2 separate regions of the Mus musculus genome follow, and region 2 is linked to region 1. The links are chromatin loops, found by intact Hi-C in ENCODE. Cell type or tissue: left cerebral cortex. All regions are shown on one strand. Links, peaks and the distances in the headings refer to the core of each region. The heading gives the core; the rest is flanking DNA.

The links. Hi-C counts contacts between places; a loop is a spot of excess contacts. Peaks named below come from ENCODE experiments on the same cell type or tissue, not always from the same donor. Only the 100,000 strongest peaks of a DNase experiment are listed, where the experiment ranks them.
Region 2: a loop joins it to region 1, with 17 times the contacts of the local background. A loop is called at or near these places in 2 of 42 quality-filtered maps.

Annotation. Positions count from the first base shown.
Region 1 is chr2:10,996,724-11,002,115 of GRCm38, reverse strand. No RefSeq gene overlaps it. Among named protein-coding and RNA genes, the nearest start is that of Gm23877, 15 kb to the left of the region's middle. In left cerebral cortex, for the core only: no CTCF peak of the experiment used is centred there; a DNase peak (open chromatin) is centred at 2,679.
Region 2 is chr2:10,851,604-10,856,995 of GRCm38, reverse strand. No RefSeq gene overlaps it. Among named protein-coding and RNA genes, the nearest start is that of Gm31729, 29 kb to the right of the region's middle. In left cerebral cortex, for the core only: no CTCF peak of the experiment used is centred there; no DNase peak of the experiment used is centred there.

The sequences.
Region 1 (5,392 bases), core at 217-5,216:
TTTCTTTTTTCTTTTTTTTTTAGACAGGGTTTCTCTGTATAGCCCTGGCTATCCTGGAACTCACTTTGTAGACCAGGCTGGCCTCAAACTCAGAAATCTGCCTGCCTCTGCCTCCCTAGTGCCGGGATTAAAGGCATGCACCACCACGCCCGGCTTCCAGACCATTTCTTGCATGGCCACCTTATTGATTCATCTTGTATTGCTGAGCTATTTTAATATTTGGTTTTTGTGTATATATATATATATATATATATATATATATATATATATATATATATATTTGAATTTGTCAACTTAAAGCCTCTTAGAGTTCAATAAAAAATTCTAACGGGTAAGTAAGTACCTAAAATAAACACATCTAAAGGAGTTTCCTAAGAACAAAGCATAGGATGCTTTGGAAATAAATAGCAAACTGCCATTCATGTGTACAAATCAGTTATTACTAATGCAGGAAGCAACAGTAGAGTCTTCAGGAAAAAATGCTCATGCAAAGGTGGTGTGGAATATAACCGTTCACAGTTATAGATTAGAGGGGGATTAGATTCAGATTAGAGGGAGAGGTTTCAAATAAAAAGAGATTATAGATTGTGTACAAGAGGTGATTGGGGAAGCTTTGTGCAGACATACTCAGAATGAGTAATTCTTGAGTAAAATTAGTTAGACAAGAAGTTTAGGTAGATGGATAGAGCAGATTCGTGGGGGAAATGGAAGAGGACAGTATTTACAGGGGAATTAAGAAATTTGGAATTTGGATGAATGTGTGTGTGTGTGTGTGTGTGTGTGTGTGTGTGTGTGTGTGTAATAAGTATATTAAAGGAAAAGAAAAGTAAGGAAAAACTCCTTTGAGCCCAGAGACTGGTTACTACCATAGACTCAACTCCCATGAGAAAGTATTCATGATACACTGAGGCAAAGAACATTACAGAAGGCATACGGAGCTGACACTTGACTCTCTTGTGCTTCATTTAAATATAGAGTAATCTCTAAAGGTGGATGGGGTGGGGAGAGAAGGGATGGTATGGAATCATGGAGCGTGGTTAGTGGAGTTAACCAAAGTCAGAATTGGAGATAGAGGGTGTGTGAATTGGGAAAAAAAAGTGCTTTAGGGTTGAGTTTCCCACATCATACAAGTATTAAGGTGGAACTATGAAATGCTTTTCTTGTAGGCCATTGGTCACAACTTGACAATGAGATGGTTGTAAAGAGCAAACAGAACAACCTCTTCCTCTCCGAGGTAGGAATAATGTTAGAAGACAAAGCAGAAGGCAAAAACCCCAGAGCTGCCTGGTTTCAGGCCTCTGGAAGTCTTGGTAGAGTTGCAGACCGCTTTCCCTATGATCAGACAGCTGTCACCCTGTAGATGTCTCAAGCCAGGGCAAGTCTGAATCTTATTCTACTTGTTGATGCAACACTGAATCATTTAAGAAGAATAAAAGTCTATTCCTTTTGGATTGATGGAGGCTGGGAGGGCCAGGGCTCAGGAGTCCCATCAGTTACAGAACTTCTTTCTGGTGAGAACACTCTAAAGAGCCCTACGACTGATATTATTGAATGTCAATTTAACAGGATCAAGAATTACCTAGGAGCCCAAAATCCTGGGCATGCCTGTGACAACTTTTCTATGTAGCATTAATGGAGGTAAAGAGGATGGTATTCACTGTGGGTGGCAACATTCCCTGGACTAGGCTTCCCTGAATAAGTAAAATCAGGAGACTACGCTGAGGAGCACCAATAATCACTGTGATTCCTGACAGTGAACCAACTGTGACAAGTGGCCTCATTTACGGCATTGTGCCTTTCCTACCATGCTGGACTGTCCTTTTGAACTGTGAGCCCAAATAACCCTTTCCAAGTTGCTTTTATCAAGTGTTTGGTCAAAGCAAGAAGAGGAAGAAGAAGGTGGAGGAGAAGGTGGAGGAGAAGGAGGAGGAGGAAGAGGAGGAGGAAGAGGAGGAGGAGGAGGAGGAGGAGGAGGAGGAGGAGGAGGAGGAGGAGGAGGAGAACAACAAAACCAAGTCCCAAGGAGGCTCAGGTATTACATAGAGAGAGTGGTGTGTGGAAGAGAAAGAACCGCAGTTGGTAGTTTTATAAAAGACTTGTCCCCAAGAGAAACTCGTCATGTGTGACTCTCTCTGACCTAATCATTTCTCAAAGCTCCCACTGCCCCATACCTCACAATGTGAGTTAAGTTCCACCAGGAGTCTAGACAGTCCATCCAAGCTGTACTATGTGGGCTGTAGACAGGTACTCTAGTACATATGCTTAGTCTTACTGCAGTTCCAAAGAGCCTGAAGGTGGCTGATTGTGGTCCCTGGTCACTAACTATGTTTATTTTTCTTGTTCTCAGACAACAAGCTCAGAATTCCATTTCTGAGTAATAGGCCAAATGGCAAAAGTATTCTTATAGCCACTCCTATTAGAATGGGATCTTAATAGGGAGTTAAACATTTTTCAGTTGTCGTAGAAAGGCATAGCATAAGTTTTACCATCTTAACCTTTTTTTTTTCTCAATTGTTCAGCTCAGTAGCATGAAGCAGAGTTGCATGGTTGCACAACCACCACCACCACCCATCTGCAAATATTGGCATTGTTCCAAATTGACACTCTATTCCTATTAGAGAGTAAGTTTCAACACCTCCCCACTAGCCCCTGACAACCACTGTTCTATTTTTTGTCTTTGTGATTTTGGCTATTGTAGGGACCTCATTTAAGTGAGATCATACTGTGTTTGTCTTTCTTTGGCTTAGTTCACTGAGCATGCCATTTTCCAAGTTCACCCATGTGGTGCTGTGTGTCAGAACTTCCTTCCTTGTAAAAGCGTTAATGAGTTTTTAATTCACATGCTTTCTTTCCAAAGAGAGAAGCAGGATGCTCAGAATTTCCTTAGTCATCTGATCAGGGGACCATTATTTTCCTGGAGTGCTTCAAGGCACTGATGATCTGTGAAACATAATACAGGAAACACTGATCCAAATCTTTCTTTAGTTGGCTTTTTCCAGCTTCCCCAGAAAGTGTGAGAAAGAGCACTTGACAGCAACTTGGGTCTGGAGGTCTCCCAAATCCCTAGGCTGAGCACACACTTGTGTCTATGTCTCCTACAGTGTGCTGCATTAGTGCCTTAGGTTGCAAATGCAAATACAGTTCTGAACCAAATCCGAGAGCATCTGGCTAACAGCATAGTTCTCCCATCTTAACCAGCCATCCAAACACAGTGTCTTTGTGTCTGGGTGACACCCAGCATGCTAGTGATTTTCCTTGTTTGTTTTTCTCACCATCAAGCTTAGAGATATCCACCCCCATCACACTTTCATTGATACAGGGTGAGATACAGCCTGCAAAGTCCTGGGGGACCTCCTTGCAGTACTGCCACTCTGCTCTGCTCTTTTCTGGCCCATTCTTATTTTTCTTTCTTTTTGGCACCGTAGACAGCATTGGAAGAACTTCCTTGTCATGAACAGGTATTCTGTCATTTGTGAGAAAAGGTCAGAGGGACAATGCTTCTCTACACATTTTCCGTGGTCCCTCATTCTCATTTAGATTTTTGTCCATCTCATGATAAATTTTCAAGTACCTGGTATGTGATACAAGACAGTGGAGACTTATGATATCCAAGGCACACAGATCCTTGATTACAGACAGATTTTTGTTTGTGCCAAGATTATCACAACCATATATTCTTAGGTCACTGAAATTCAGAGTTCAGCCTGAACACTCACCAACCTATTAATCATGTCAAATTTTCTTGCTTAACCAACCCATATGCAGTCTTTTACTCTGTTCTGTGTATTGTCCTGTTACTTTTGGTTCAGCTAGTCTTGGACTTGGGAACTAGTTTGGATTTCTTGATGGTGGTGTTATTTCAGTAGGACCACTTGGGTGACTCTCTGTTCCGTATTGTTACTACTTATAGAAGAATTTATAACTGTGGTACTCATTCAGTTCTGACTTCTCCACATTCCTTGAGTAACAACATCACAGAAAATTACACCAAGAAGAAAGAAACATGCTATTCAAGTAGTTGGAGATGTTTCCTAGGCGATATGTTTTTTTGTGTGCTGTCAGGAGACAGGTGTTGGTTTCTTTCTGTGAGGAGGTACACATATGTTGTGACCTAAAGTAAGAGTCATACAGTCTACTATTTCCTCTAGAAGGAGAATCATGTAGAAATGTGAGTCTTTGAGACCTGAATCTCATGTGGAAAGTGCTTTCCAAGAGTGGGCTGTGTCAGCATAAGGGCATGAGGGACCACAGACAATTATTAAAAAAGAAGTGATAAATGATAAGGGACTTATCAAGTGATAGGAGAGAGGAGAGTAGGGGACAGGCCTAACCTGGACTGGATAGGGGAGTTCAGGGAAGACTTCCCAGAGAATAGAATATTAGAATAGATTCTACATAAATCTGGAGTCTCAGGGGACTTTGTGGAGAGTATGAAGATAGCAACAATTGACCTGTGTTCAGGGCGTGGCAGGTATAGAGGCCCAAAGATGAGAAGGAAAGTAATGCTGAATGTTTTCGTGTCTGCCTGGACCACAGGACAGGAGGTGGGAAACGGAAGATGAGGAAGATGGGAAGAAAAGCAGGGGACCTTGAGAGCTTTAATGTTGAGAAGAACTTCAGTGCTGAGTTGAGAAGTGTTTACTTTATCCTGAAGCCCATGGGGCCAAAGGGATGGGTCTTAGTAGAGAAACAATAGTGCATCAATGGGGCATTGTGAATATTACCTGTTGCGAATATTGTGCTATTGGATTAGAGGTCGATAAAAGGGGTAGACAAATCAATTTGCAATATGTTACAATAATATAAATAGGAAACTCCAGTGGTTTTGAATGAGAGGGTATTGAGAAATAAATATCAGCCTAGAGAGATGGCTCAAAATGATTGGGTAAAGCATTTACTGTATAAGCTTGAGACCTTCAGTTTTGATTCCCAACATCCATATATAGAAGTCAAATACGGGAAACATATCTGTAATAGGAGCTCTAGGGGCAAAGTGGATGCCAGGGTTTTTTCTGCCTATCAAATCTTGCTGAAATAGCAAGGTCAGTGAGAGATCCTCTCTCAAAGAGCAAGGAAGAGAAGCAATTAACACACCCAGTGCCAAAATTGGGCTTCTACATATGCCTACTCAGGTAAGCGAACCTGCACACAAATACCACACACACCCATGTGCACATGCACACACTGCACAGGAGCAAGTCTGAGGGCAAATCTTGATTGTCAACATGATTGAATTAATAAATCACTTAGTGCATTAATAAGACCTAGCTTTGGGTACATGTACAGAGCTTCTTAGAGAAGATTAAATGTGAAAAGAAGACCTGCCTTGAATGTTAGTGGTGCCATCTCATAGGCCAGGTAAATTAGATACAAGGGAGAGAAGGAGAAAGAC
Region 2 (5,392 bases), core at 130-5,129, 150 kb after region 1:
TCTTTTTACTAACATTTTATATAGAGAGATGTGAGCTCTCAGTTGCTGCTCCAATGCCACACCTGCCTGCCTGCTGCTATGCTTCTATCTGTAACAATGATGGACTCCAATACCTCTAGAATCATAGAATCTTTCTTCTATACATTGCCATGATCATGGTATTTTCTTACAGCAATAGAAAAGTAACTAATATAGCTAATTTTTAAAAAAAATTTCATGAAATTCAAGTTGCTTTTATTTGTTATCTGCTACCTCCTATCCACTGTTCCTCAACTGAATGTTCATCGAAAACCCTTCTCAGGCTGGAGAGATGGCTCGGCGGTTAAGAGAACTGGTTGTTCTTCCAGAGGTCCTGAGTGCAATTCCAGCAACTACATGGTGGCTCACAATGATCTGTAATAGACATCTGATGCCACCTTCTGGTGTGTCTGAAGACAATGACAGTATACCTACATATAATAAATAAATAAATAAATAAATAAATATATATATATATATAACTTCTCCTGTTCTCTTTCCACTAAATATTGAAACATACAATGGATTCTACAGGCCCAAAAAACTTGGACATCGAGTGTGGATATCTTCCTGCTCACGTGGACTATAAACAATCACGTGGACTTTACTTTTCCTGTGTGTTAGCTAGCTTTCTTGGCAGGTGACAAGACACCAGACAGGAACAACTTAAAGAAGAAAGGTGCATTTTTGGATCATGGTTTTAGCAGATGCAGACCAGGCTGTTGTAGCCTCTGCCCTTGTGCAAATGTAGTATGGCAGTAAGGATGTGTGGCATAGAACTGTTTATCTCATCAATGACAGAAATCAGAAAATGAGACCAGGGTGGTCTAGGGACAGGGATATCCCCAGGGATACATTCACAGTGAACTAATTTCTTCAGCTATGTCCAGCCTGTTAAAGTTTGGGGAAACTCTGAAAATAATACCAGTAGTTGAGTACTGAACACTGTGTAGTAAGTAAGTAGTTGAGTACTGAATACTGTGTAGTAAGTAAGTAGTTGAGTACTGAATACTGTGTAGTAAGTAAGTAGTTGAGTACTGAATACTGTGTAGTAAGTAAGTAGTTGAGTACTGAATACTGTGTAGTAAGTAAGTAGTTGAGTACTGAATACTGTGTAGTAAGTAAGTAGTTGAGTACTGAATACTGTGTAGTAAGTAAGTAGTTGAGTACTGAATACTGTGTAGTAAGTAAGTAGTTGAGTACTGAATACTGTGTAGTAAGGCTATGGTCTCACTAATCCAACAATGGCTGTATACCAATGGAAAGTCCAAGAATCCAGTAGTTGTTCAGTCCACAAGGGTATCAGGAAGAAGTAGGCTGTAATACGAGAGAAGGAATGAACTTGCCAGGGAGAGTGAGGACAAGCAGGCAAAAGACAAGCACATCCTTCTTCTAAGTCCTTTATATAGGCCACCACCAGAAGGTCCTGATTTAAAGGTGAACTACCTTACTTCAAAAAATCTGAATTTAGGGTGGGTCTTCCCACTTAAATAGTTGAATGAAGAAAAATCCCTCACAGACATATCTGGCCATTTGGGTTTTAATTAATTCCGGATGTAGCAAAGTTGACAACCAAGAATAGCCTCAACATGTGGGCTTTATAAAGAGATGGGAGGCTTCATTTCCAAATCATCTATTATTCTCATCAGAAGAACCCACACTCCATGAAGCTACAATGAAGTAGCTAATTGTTTCCTAGTTAAGACAAAACAAAGCAGACACACTTCCTATTCTTAAAGTTGCTGTACCATTATTAAACAACCGAACACATTTCCCGATTGTTGGAACATTTAGGGATATACTATTATATTTTTAAATTATTTTACTACTTCTATTTGTCTGTTTGTGTATGTGTTTGTGTTGGGGCACACACACGACCAAAGGACCATTTGCAGGAGTCAGTTCTTTCCTTCCATCACAAGGGTACTAGAGATTGAGCACAGGTTGTCAGGCTTGGAAGTGCTTTTACCCACCAAACCATCCTGCCTGTCCTCTGCTCTTTGTATGTTAACATCTTCTTTTAGAACACATTCAGCCACTAGTGTGTGTGTATTGTCAGGAAGTAAAGTGGCTGGTTGATGTTAATTTCAGGAGGCTTTTGAAAAGTATCTTAAATTATTTAGTGCAGTTTTTGCCTCATAAATGCATTTTATTTGGAACATCTTCTATTACATTACCAGACCTAAATTTTGCTGAATACAAATGATCCTTAATTTTGTTACATTGTTAGGCCACAGATATTATAGATTTAAAACTCATAATCATTTTTACAACCAAAGAAAAATTCCATACAAACCATTTGCATTTTCAATAGACTAGGAAGAAGTGACAAAGCAATATGAAAAATCCTCTTGTCTTAACTTCCTATTAAGATCCCATTCTAATAGGAGTGGCTACAAGAATATTTTTGCCATTTGGCCTATTACTCAGAAATGGAATTCTGAGCTTGTTGTCTGAGAACAAGAAAAATAAACATAGTTAGTGACCAGCGACCACAATCAGCCACCTTCAGGCTCTTTGGAACTGTGGTAAGACTAAGCATATGTACTAGAGTACCTGTCTACAGCCCACATAGTACAGCTTGGATGGACTGTCTAGACTCATGGTGGAACTTAACTCACATTGTGAGGTATGGGGAGGTGGGAGCTTTGAGAAGTGATTAGGTCAGAGAGAGTCACACATGACGAGTTTCTCTTGGGGACAAGTCTTTTATAAAACTACCAACTGCGGTTCTTTCTCTTCCACACACCACTCTCTCTATGTAATAACTGAGCCTCCTTGGGACTTGGTTTTGTTCTCCTCCTCCTCCTCCTCCTCCCCCTCCTCCTCCCCTCCCCCTCCTCCTCTTCCTTCTCCTTCGCTGCTTTGGCCTCCACTTCTTCTGATTCTGATTCTTCTTTCCTCCTTCCTTTCTTTCTTTCTTTCTTTCTTTCTTCCTTCCTTCCTTCCTTCCTTCCTTCCTTCCTTTCCTTCCTTCCTTCCTTTCTTTTTCTTTTCCCCTCTTCTTTTCTATTTCTTTACATTTTTCCCTTTTAAAATAATGAATTCTTTGAGAATTACATTCAATGTATTTTGATCATATTTACATACATTCCCCAAGTCCTCACAGATCCAGTCTCCTTCCCTACATACCCATCTTCTTTCTTCTTCTTTAAAACCCATCAGATACAGTTTGTACCACTTATATTCCCAGGTATGTGGCCATCTACAGGACCAAGAACGACATCCTTAAAGAAAACCAATTTCCAATGGCCAATAGCTCCCCTGCTACTGATGAAGCATTATGCTCACTTCTCCATGCTGGGATTTTATCTAGTTTGAACTTGTGTGGGTCTTATGCCTGTCATCCCAACCACTGTGAGTTCATTTTTGTACTGTCCTGTTGTGTGTAGAAAATGCTGTTTTCTACAGTCATTCTCCACTTCCGAATTTACAATCTTCTGTTCCTTCTTCCTTTGATGATACCAAACACTGAAATAGATGTCCAACTTAGGGCTGAACATTCAAAAACCTCTCATTCATACCTTGACCAATTGTAGGCCTCTGTGTTCATCGCAACCCACTGAACAAAGAAGCTCCACTAAAGAGGGATGAGAAATACACTAAACTATGGGTATAGCAATAAGCCAGCAGAAGTTGATTTAATGCTATATCCATTTAACAATTTGTTCAACTGTCACTGAGCAGATAATTCATGTTAGACCCTGAATTTGGCTGCAGGGGGATACTGCTGGGAATCCAGATCTTCACTCTGAATTGCTGAATGCCTTACCTATAGAATGATAACAGAAGAAATAAATATCACAGGATGACATATGAAAACTAGTCTCTTTTTTCTCTTCTGAGAGATGGGATGAGAGAGCCACATGTGGTTAAAATATGCAGCATTCAACACTCCAACTCAGGAATAACTTAAAACACCAAATTGGAGATTGATGCATTGAGGGGAGAAATTATTACATTTCTTTGTTCAGAGGAAGCACAATTAGCATGTTAAGTTTGGGAATTATTCATGCCAAATTCACTTTTTAGTCCTAAAATAATGTTGTGCAAATTTTTGGCAAGTTGTTTCATGTCCGTGTTTAACAAAAGCAAAACAAAATCTTTTCCTTGTACTTAAATGCCTGTTTAGCTTCATTTGGGCCATTCCTTTTGAACTGAATGCAAATGAGGGAGGGATGTAGCTATTCCATAATCTTTCTTTAATCAAGATCACTACAAAGCACTGGCTGCCTGGGCAATGGGCAGCATAAATCATATTATTTCTGTGTGTTTCACTAAAGGATTTAGTGTTTTTTTTATGAACAAGAATATATGCATCAATGCTATAGGAGCTTCAGTCAGAGTGCAGATTTTACCGAGTCAATGATGTGTTTCCTGCTGGATGACATGAAGACCAAGTGCTCTCTCCCACCTCATGCCAGCCTCTTTAATACATGGCTGTCTTTCAAGAATCCTTGGGCTTGGAAGCAGCAGTTGGGAACGGCCTCCCGAGTATAAAATGGAAACCCAAGCTCATGCAATGATATCAACATACAAGTATCATTGTGTCTGCGTTGTTTCTATTGGCACATATCCACTGATTATAGATCTAGGTCACATAAGGACATGTTCATGCTAGTAGACAATGTACTTTGAGCATTTTCCCTCACATTGACATATTCTTATTCCTCTCCTCTTCCTTCTCCTTCTCCTCCTTTATTCCACTTGACAGTTTCACTTCTATATTCACTTCTACATAATATATATACACACATATGTATCATATATATCACACAATATACACACTCACATAGAATATATATTTGATCTAGTATACACAACTGAGCGAAAAGACATTGCATTTGACTTTCTGAGTTTAACTTAATTTATCTAATATAATAATGTCTAGCTGCATCCATTTTCTGTAAATAATGTAATTTTGTTCTTTTTATGACTGAATAAAATTTTCTTTTAAATAAATACAACATACAGTCACACACACAAACATAGGTATATACACAAACACACATATACATATAAGCATATACATATTAGCATATGCACACACATAAATACCATGTATACGCACCTACACAGGCATACATACATATATGCACATGCATGCACACATCTACATACACTTGCACACTCTTACACACATATCTGTACACACAGACACACACACACACATATGTGTGTGTGCATGCATGTGTGTGTGCATGCGTGTGTGTGTCTGTGTGTATACACATACATACTTTGGTTTTATCTTCTCTTCTTTTCTTCTCTTCTTTTTTCACTTATAGTCAAAAATGCTTAAAATCTCTATAATCCTGATTTTTCAACTATACAAATAGAATTGTCAGTCTACAAGCACTGAGAAGCACTGTTCAAG